2 separate regions of the Homo sapiens genome follow, and region 1 is linked to region 2. Evidence: chromatin contacts called from ENCODE Hi-C or POLR2A ChIA-PET data. All regions are on one chromosome and are shown on one strand. The core of a region is the stretch at or near the end of the contact, and the rest is flanking DNA. Distances in the headings are between cores, read along the strand shown. Region 1 holds the start of LINC02543 (long intergenic non-protein coding RNA 2543). Region 2 has its middle 28 kb from the start of DTNBP1.

Region 1 (5,016 bases), core at 804-3,303, 300 kb before region 2:
ATAGCTAAATTCATATTATTCATTTATTCATGAATTCACTTCTCATTCATTCATTCACTTAATAAATATGCATTGAGCCAGTGCAATGGCTCATGTCTATAATCCCAGTACTTTGGGAGGCTGAGTTGGGAGGATCCCTTGAGGCCTGGAGTTCAAGACTAGCCTGGGCATCACAGCGAGACCCTGTCTCTACAAATAAATAATAATAATAATTATAATAAGCCAGGTGTGGCAGTGCACATCTGTAGTCTCAGCTATTCAGGAGGCTGAGGCAAGAGGATTTGTCGAGCCCAGGAGGTCAAGGCTGCAGTGAGCTATGATCATGCCACTTCACTCCAGCCAGGGCAGCAGAGTGAGACGCTGTCTCTAAATATATATATATATATATATATGTATATATAAAATATAATATGTATGTATATGTGTGTGTGTATATATACACACACACACACATACATACACACACACGTGCATTGAGCAACAACTATATGTCAAGTGGACCCCACTGGTGAACAAGAGGGACACAGGGCCTGCTGTCATGGATCTTACATGGAGGTGAAGGGAGCCAGATAATAATGACCTGCAATAACATACAATTGTAGACTAGAATAGACGCCCTAACTTGAGAAAGTCTACTTTAGATAAGACAGTCAGGGGAAAAAAAATCTTGATTTTTGAGCTAAGAAAAAAAAAGAGCAGAGTTCAAGGAGCCTTCCAGGCAGAATGTACATAGATACAAAGGCCCCAATGCAAAAGATGAGTCATGTGTTGGACGAACAGAAAGAGGCCAGTGTGACAGAAGCTTGGTGAGCTGGCTGCCCTGGGAAGAGGAAGGGGTCTGCAATTGCCTTCTGGTCTCCAGGCCCATGAGAAGCCTTCCCATTTGCAACACAACTCCCTGACTTGCTTGAATGGGTGGTATATTCATTAATTCCAGAATGCCTGTACTTCAGATATTCCAAGCATTGATATGAACCTCTCCTGGAAAAAAAAACAAAACACAAAATTTTGTTCAGGGAGACTAAAAATCTTTGCCTCTTGAAACCTCCTTACAGCCAAAGTCACATTTTTCTCAACATAGGAGACTCGAGTTTCTTGCTGGTACATTATTGGGTTCCACAAAGTACAAAGTAGAATCTGAATTGATAACAAACACAGCTGCTGTCCTTGGATCATGCGGACTCTAAATGTGGTCTTGGAGGAGTAACGAGCATGTTCTCAAAAGTGATCTTGCCCTTCACATAATTACCAGTAGAACAGCAATGCCACATGCTGTATTCAGAGATAACCTTATTTTTCTTTCTTTTATATCTCTTGAATCTTTTATCATACAACAAAAGCAACATAAAATTTGGCTCACCACTACTGTGCTGTGTTTCTGATTAGTAAGAGATAATTCATTGGCATAGTCCTTGGCAAATGCTCAGTTAACATTAGTTGTAGTCATTATCAGACAAAAAAGACAAATCACAACTTAACTCTGAAGATTTTAGGTGCTCAAAGGACAAAGCTCTCTTAAATTTTACCCAAGTGAAATCTCCAATCATTTTTCTTTGAGACGGAAACTACAACCTTCAAATTGTGCGTAAGCACATTTCCTTTTGAAGCTCAAAATAATCCTGTATTTTCAAAACAAAGCAAATAGGCCTCCATCATTAAATGTGGCTTTGTTTACTTGTGTAGTTTCCTTTCATTCTTGTAGGTCAAATGTTATTATCATCATAGTTGACTCAACTTTTGTTTCAAGCTTAATTCGGTTTTAAAAACCTAATCTGTTCCATTCCAGATCTTTCTCAATGAAGTCTCAACCTCATTTACAGTGGAAAGTTTGTAGGTGTAACAAACCTTTTGTTTGGTGGAAGGGAAAACAAAAATACCACGGCCACCTCTGAGGTCTGGCTCAGAGGAAAACTGCTCTGCCCTGCTTCCTCTCTGACCTCTTGTGTGTAACGGGGATGTGGCATGAGTCGGCATTAGCTTGCTCTGTGCTAAGATGCATCAGATATCGTGGGGCCCTTGGGAGCCTTGGACTAGAGGCTGCAGATAGGATAGGAGGATAAGCAATGTAATGAACCCATGAGTCTTCAATCATGCAATAAGCTGTTATATCACAAAGAACTATGACATAGGAGGTCAAACATACCATGAGGTGTTTAGCGAGATTGAGAATCTTGTCATGCTATGTTCATGTCGTGTTTGGAACAGGAGAGAAAGGGCAGGGTAAGTGTCCCCTTATGAAGGTCAGAATTGTGCGGGGCTTTCATCACATCAGATGGTGACTGTTTGTGTACCCAGCCATCTCCCTCCCAAGCCCACTGGAGGAAGAGTCTTATGTTATTCAACCTGTGTCTCCAGAGTTTATTACATTGTCTGTGCTCAAGAAATACGTGTCCAATGAATGAATTTAACTTTTTTTTTTTTTTTTGAGACAGAGTCTCTCTGTCACCCAGGCTGGAGTGCAGTGGGGCGATCTTGGCTAACTGCAGCCTCCGCCTCCTGGGCTCAAGCTCAGGCTCCTGCCTCAGCCTACCTCTTGCCTCAGCATCTCGAGTAGCTGGGATTACAGGCATGCGCCACCACGCCTGGCTAATTTTTGTATTTTTAGTAAAGACAGGGTTTCACCATGTTGGCCAGGCTAGTCTTGAACTCCTGACCTCAGGTGATTTGCCCACCTCCATCTCCCAAAGTGCTGGGATTACAGGCATTAACCACTATGCCCAGCCTGAATGAATTTAACTATTAAAACACTTTCATATATTAGGACCAGCCTGGTTGTCTCACAGAGAACTAAATCAGTAGCTTAATGAGAGTGAACTCTCAAATATAGATGTCTCTGTTTACTGTGACAAGGACAAAAAATGCATTTGCAGCAAAGCCTGCCAAGCAGGGTAGAGGACACGCCATCCATAACCTTCAATGCAACAACTTGCAACTCAGTATAACCACCTAACATCCGGCCTTCTCAGCATTTTTCACACCATGACATACACAGCGCATGAAATCTGTACAGCAAACTGAGATAAACCACTAAGGCTGCTCTCAGCAGGAGGAGACTGCCCTGAGGGTTCCAGGTGCCCCAGGCCCCACCAGCCTCCAGGGAAATTACAGAGTTCCACCTGGACACCCGCCCCAATGCTTCCAGCAAGCCTGGGGCCTGGAATAGCATAGTGGCCAGGATGCTCAGTCGAACTTGTTGCAAAAATGAGCCAACTGTGACTCCTGAACATAAAATCCAAGATCCTGGTACAATCTATTTCTACACTACTGGCACCATCTCAATCTATTTGCCCAGTCACTTAATAAAGATAACCAGTAGGTGGATAAGTGCCTTCAGTTCAGGGCCTAGAAGGGGTGGGCATGGCTGGCTAGCTGGGAAATGCAGGTTGCACAAAAATCAGTAAAGATACTCACACTACTTTATAGCTGTATTAATGCTTTATGGTTTATAAAAAGCTTTTATTGCATTATACATCAATTGATAATAAGATATAATCTGGAACAGGCAGAGCGAAAAATAAAAAATAAAAAGGCTCATATCCATTCCTCTTAAACTGTCAGATGTTCACCAGAATGAATATATTTTTAGTTAACAAATAAAAAATTTTCACAAACTTGGACCCAACTTTCCAATCACTAACAGAGATAAGGGGTATGAAAGGTAGACATATGGCTGCAGGGAGAAGTCACAGCCAGGCAAAGAGAGAAGATGCAGACAAACACGCAGAAATCTGGGACTAAAAAAGAGGCAAGCACCTGTGGTCCCAGCCACTTGAGGGGCTGAGGCAGGAGGATTGCTTGAGCCCAGGAGGTGGAGGCTGTAGTAAGCTATGATCACACCATTGCACTCCAGATTAGACAACTGAGTGAGACCCTGTCTCCAAAAAAAGAGAAAAGAAAAGAAATGGAGACAAACAGCTCTATGCACTTAAGCTGATATTGAGGACATTGTTGTATTAACACAGGACTCTAGAATAATAGAGATTAATATGAATTAATTGAGACCCTGTGGTAGTCTGTTTTGCATTGCTATAAAGGAATACCAGAGACTGGATAATTTATAAAGGAAAGAGGTTTATTCAGCACACAGTTCTGCAGGCTCTACAAACATGGCACCAGTATCTTGCTGCGCTTCTGATGAAGGCTTCGGGAAGGTAGTCCTGGTGGAAGGTGAAGGGGAGCCAGCATGTCACATGGCAAGAGAGGGAGCAAGAGACAGGGGAGGAGGTCCCAGGCTCTTTTAAACAGCCGGCTCTGGCATGAATTAATAGCGTGACAGCTCACTCATTATTGTAAGGACAGCACCAAGCTATTCATGAGAGATCTTCCCCTTTCACTCAGACACCTCTCACTAGGCCCATCTCTCACATTGGAGGTCACATTTCAAGATGAGATTTGGAGGAGCGCACATCCGAACCATATCAGGAAGAGGTTAGATTGTGTTCTTCATACTATGTTTAAGAATGCTTGGAAGCATGGGGTCCATTTTAGAGAGCTTTCCATTCGAAGTCTTTAAAAAAATCACTTCTTAAAGATATAAACCCTGAGCCATACAGAAAAGTCAATGATCAGCTCCTTTCTAAAGAGCTCCAGTAATCAAAATTTTGCAGTATATGGTTTTATTTTTCACTGTATTTGTTTAGTAGAGTTTTATGTTCTGTTGTTTATCTTAATAGCCAATATAGAACATGATTTCTATTTTTCCTCTATTTTTGTATAAATGCTCTACATTTAATTGCTATTTATTTAAATAAACCTTGATTGACTATGAATGGCCCTTAACTAGACATTTTTAAAGTCTCCTCGCCCCTGTTCAGATAAGGAAACCACAGTATCCTACCTATTTTTAGCATCCACTGGGAACTTAGCAACAGTTCTCAGGTCTTTGTCTAACATAATTAAATACTTACCATAGAAAGAGTGGGCTCATGTATGTCAGGTAGATTTCCTATTGTTTGGACACACTTATCCAACTGACAAAATCACTTTTCCCTTTGAGAAAATCAAGTTTTCCCAGTA
Region 2 (5,189 bases), core at 610-3,109:
CCACCAAGCCTGGCTAATTTTTTTGTATTTTTAGTAGAGACGGGGTTTCACCATCTTGCCCAGGCTGGTCTTGCACTCTTGACCTCGTGATCCACCCACCTCGGCCTCCCAAAGTGCTGGAATTACAGGCGTGAGCCACCGTGCCTGGCCAGTTCAGAATCTTATAGCCTCCAGCTGCATGACTCCTGAACCATAATTTCTAATCTTGTAGCCACAAGATTAGAGGACTAATAGAGGCTAATCTATTAGTCCTCTAAAGGCAGTCTGGTCCCAAGCAGGAAGGGGGTTTGTTTTGGGAAAGGGCTGTTGTCACCTTTGTTTCAAAGTTAAACTATAAACTAAGTTCCTCGCAAAGTTAGTTCAGCCTACACCCAGGAATGAACAAGGACAGCTTGGAGGTTAGAAGCAAGATGGAGTTGGTTACGTCAGATCTCTTTCATTGTCATAATTTTCTCAGTTATAATTTTTGCAAAGGCGGGTTGAGTCCCCCACAACGTGGGGTGGAAATTACAAGGATCCTAGAGTTAGGAAACCTGGGTCCTAATTCCCACTCCATCAGCTCTTGGTTATGTGACCTTGGACACGTCACTTGAACCTTGTGAGTTTCAGTTTTCTCATCTTCAAAACAGAGATCACAAGAGACTTCCTCAAAAAGGCTAAATCCTCATCTGTTAAAAGAGAAACTCAGTAGATTGTTTATAATCTAGACTCAATAAAACAAGAAATAGTACCATGGGTACATCACTTAGAGATCTGGAGGTGACCCCCAAGAAATCCTGAAAATAGAAACTGTTAAAAGTTCCTAAAGGTCGCCTTTAGCTGGAGAACCAGGGGTGGCGTGTGGGAAGGAATAGACTGGGAACGTTCCTTCTCATGACAAGCTCTTTCGTGGTATTTCATGTTTTTAACATCAACTTTGCTTTGAAAAGTTTAAAATCGGGCCGGGCTCGGTGGCTCACGCCTGTAATCTCAACACTTTGGGAGGCCGAGGAGGGCAGATCACGACGTCAGGAAATCGAGACCATCCTGGCTAATGCGGTGAAACCCCATCTCTACTAAAAATACACAAAATTGGCCAGGCGTGGTGGCGGGCGCCTGTAGTCCCAGCTACTGGGGAAGCTGAGGCAACAGAATCGCTTGAACCCGGGAGGCAGAAGTTGCAGTGATCGGAGATCGCGCCAGTGCACTCCAGCCTGGCAACAGAGCAAGACTCCGTCTCAAAAAGAAAAGAAAAGAAAAGTTTAAAATCGTTAAAACAGATTTCTGAAACCCGAGATTGAGTTTTAAAATAAAAATGAAACTGGGAGAAATAGAATACCTCCCTCTCAAGGTTCTGGATGAACTGAGAACATGATGTGTGAGAATGCTAAGACTCCAAAGATGATATCCTGCCTGTGTTTTTAGAGGGAGGGAAAGGAGAATGTCGTCCTGCTGTCCCTGAAGAAACTGACAGGAGAAAGTTCCTCAGGAGTTTTGATGGGTCACTCAACCCTGACGGGGCAGCGTCTGTTTATTCCACGCTTAGTAGCCTACGACGCTGCCGAAGAACTTTATAAATATTTTTTATGCCAATGATGAATTCCAGTTACAGAATTTAAATACAAAGAGGAAAGCTCCTCCTGGGATTCTGATGCAGGGCAGCGTCTCCAGGAAGGGTGCCCCTTCCTCAGTTGCCTCTCAGATACGGTAGACTCTCCCTACCCTCTCCAGTGAGGAGCTCAGCGCCAGGAGCGTCGGAGCTGGCAAGATTGACACGAGCTGCAGCGCCGTCTGGAGGCACGCAGGGAAAATGAAATGAGGTGATGGTTCTGCAGCCTCAGGACCGGACCTCAGGCTGCGGTCTGCCCTCTAGTGGCTGTAGACGTTAGTTACACTTCGAAAATGCTCAAATGGGCCAGTGAAAACTTTTGAGTTAACTGAAAAAGAAACTAGGGAGACAGAGAAATGAGAAATCGTTCAGATGGCACATTGTTGAGACGTCAGCGGAAGATTGGGTTTCTGCTTCTTTGGATTCTCTTCTCTAAGCCAGTGGTTCCCTAGAAATTGGAAAAATAAGGCTAATACACAAAGTAAAAATGCATTTAAGTTCGAGGATTGCCTTTCCTTCTGAGATTTTTGTTCTGCTGAATTTGGGGGGCTTTGTGAAAGTGACGGCAAGTCTCAATTTTCTTTCCATGTCTCATGTCCTCTCCCAAATATTTTGGGAACGTTTACTCATTTGTTACACGCCTACTTCTAGACTCGATAAAACAAGAAATAGTACCATTTATAGTACCAAGAAATAGTATCACTGTTCCCTCCCATCGAGACAGTCTTTCCAATTCAGAAGCAAAGAATTACTTTCAGGTGGAATAGATGTCCAGGATCATTCAGATCCAGGAAAGACAAGGTGTTTCCTCTCCTAGATTTGAGACCTAGGCAGGACCAGTGATCTGTCCACTGTATAATACAGCACTTTGCAGTTGGCAGAAATTCAGTAGGAAATGCTGAAAAGAACAAAGGTCATGGGTGACAGATGGGGCCTAGAGCCCAGATATTCTGTCCTTTTCACCACACCAGGATCCTGAGATTTCTGGAAAGACATGTGCAATCTGCTTAATTGAAAAACTGCCAGGTTTTCCTAACAGGAAGTTGTTGGACTGGGGACAGGTACAGCAGGAATCCAGCAGGGAGAATTGGTGTTTGTCATGCTGAAGGTGAGCCTTGGAAAGTCTCATTAGATATTATCAGAGTGCAATGGGGGATGTGTGGGCAGGTGTTATCTCCTTTGACGGTTTTTCCTACGGGCTGGGATATTAATAAGACTGGGGGATTGGGAGGAGTTACTGGGTGGGGGATACAGAGGAAGGCTTTGTGCTCTGCAGAAAGAAAATTGAGAAATAAAGGTCTATGAGAAATGGGAATGTTCTACACCATGGAACGAGCAAGGGAACAGAGCCTTAAAACTAACTGTGAGGTCAAGTGCCATGTGGCTCCCAGAATAACCAGGGGCTCTGACTGCAGGGAAGCACCGAATACTTCACACTGTTAACAACTTAAAAATGCCAAGCCATGTGCCAAAATGCCCTCCAAACCGTTCTGTAAATTTAGATTTTCATAAATTCTGTATTACAGTTCCAGAAAAACTTCTCAATAATATATTTAATGATGTTTGGTGAGGACATAGAGAAACTGAAACCCTCGTGCATTGTTAGTGGGAATATGAAATGATGCAACCTCTGTGGAAATCACTTTGGCAGTTCCTTAAAAAGTTAAATATAGAATTACCATATGACCCAGCAACTCCACTCCTAGGTATATTCCCAAAAGAACTGAAAAAGAGGTATTCAAACAAAAGCTTGTACACCAGTGCTCACAGCAGCACTATTTACAGTAGCCAAAGATGGAAACAACCCATATGTCCATCAACTGGTAAGTGCTTAAAGAAACTGTGGTATATTCATACAGTGGAATATTACTGAGCCATAAACAAGAATGAAGTACTGATTTGGGCCATGAGGTGGATGAAACTTGAAAACATGCTTAGTAAAAGAAGCCAGACACAAAAGGCCACATATTATATGATTTCACTTACATGACCTATCTAGAATAGGTAAGTCTATAGAGACAAAGATTAGTGGTTGCCAAGGACTGGGAGAAAGGGGAAGGGGAGCAGACTGCTTAATGGGTAAGGGGTTCCCTTTTGGGGCAATGAAGATGTTTTAGAACTAGATGGAGGTGATGGCTATGCAATACCGTGAATTATATACTCTTTATGTTGTTGTTGTTTTGAGGCAGGGTCTCACTCTGTCGTCCAGGATGGAGTGCCATGGTGCAACCTTGGCTCACTGCAGCCTTGACCTTCCAGGTTCAAGCCCCTCTCCTACCTCAGCCTCCCAAGTAACTGGGACTACAGGCCACCACACCCAGCTAATTTGTTTATTTTCTGTAGAGACGGGTTTATATACTCTTAAATTATGAAGTTTATGTTCTGTGAACTTTACCTCAATAAAAAATGTTTAATATTTAAAAATATATTTAATAAATAGTCACTTTAATAACCAGTTACTAAAGAGATAATAAAAAGATACTGCAATCTAAATAATTTTTTTTTTTGAGACGAAGTCTCACTCTGTCACCCAGGCTGGAGTGCAATGGCACAATGTCGGCTTATTGCAATCTCCGCCTCCTGGGTTCAAGTGAGTCTCATGCCTCAGCCTCCTGAGTAGCTGGGATTACAGGTGCCTGCCACCATGCCCAGTTAATTTTTCTATTTTTCGTAGAGATGGGGTTTTACCATGTTGGCCAGGCTGGTCTCACACTCCTGACCTCAGGTGATCTGCCCACCTCAACCTCCCAAAGTGCTGGGATTACAGGCATGAGTCACCGCACCTGGCCACAACCTAAATAACTTTCGCATGTTTCTTTTGGATTAAAGTTATAGCCAGTCCCCCCTCTTTAGGAGTTTCACATCCAAAGACTCAACCAACAGTAGATTGAAAATATTCTGAAAAAATACCACAATACAACAATAAAAAATAATCCAAATTTTAAAAAATACAGTATAACAACTATTAACATAACATTACATTGTAGTTGGTATTACAAGTAACTAGATATGACTTAAATTATGCAAGAGGCTGTGTGTAGGTTACATGTAAATACTATGCCAAAATATCCTCCAAACAGTTCTATAAAAAACCAACTATAATCAAAGTTTAAAGGACTATATTTCTTCAATTTGATGTATTGAAATCATTACCAACCTTTAATAATTTTATTCCTGCAATTCACTTTAATGACTTAATGATTATCATTGTGCAAATAATGAGGATACACTTTAGTGAAAGGCTTTCTTTGACTGCACGTGCTGCACGTGATTGCTGTGGTTAATACAATTGACCTATTCTGCAATAGTAGAAAGAGAAAGAAGTTAGAATCAGTTTTAAAAAAAATCATTAGGTCGGGCGTGGTGGCTCACGCCTGTAATCCCAGCACTTTGGGGGGCCGAGGCGGGCGGATCACAAGGTCAGGAGATCAAGACCACGGTGAAACCCTGTCTCTACTAAAAATACAAAAAATTAGCTGGGCGCAGTGGCGGGCGCCTGTAGTCCCAGCTACTCGGGAGGCTGAGGCAGGAGAATGGCGTGAACCCGGAAGGTAGAGCTTGCAGTGAGCCGAGATCGCGCCACTGTGCCCCAGTCTGGGTG

The links. Hi-C counts contacts between places; a loop is a spot of excess contacts on that map. ChIA-PET counts read pairs that join two places held with the same protein, here RNA polymerase II (POLR2A). Pooled maps may share reads with other maps.
Region 1: a pooled map shows a loop between it and region 2 (2.4-fold over the local background). The contact joins the promoter of LINC02543 here to the enhancer-like site in region 2. A Hi-C loop is called at or near these places in 2 of 37 single-sample maps with no recorded cell type and 7 of 50 pooled maps. POLR2A ChIA-PET finds 5 or more read pairs at or near these places in 2 of 52 experiments (B cell and WTC11).

The regions. Positions count from the first base shown.
Region 1 is chr6:15,991,981-15,996,996 of GRCh38, reverse strand. LINC02543 (long intergenic non-protein coding RNA 2543) reads right to left here and starts at 2,053. Exons shown (of 2, transcript NR_183311.1): 1 at 1,846-2,053.
Region 2 is chr6:15,688,066-15,693,254 of GRCh38, reverse strand. No RefSeq gene overlaps it. Among named protein-coding and RNA genes, the nearest start is that of DTNBP1, 28 kb to the right of the region's middle. Within about 2 kb of position 1,859, at least 6 of the 41 ENCODE cell types and tissues checked have a DNase peak (open chromatin) inside an H3K27ac peak, as active enhancers do; they include B cell, where a contact is called at or near this core.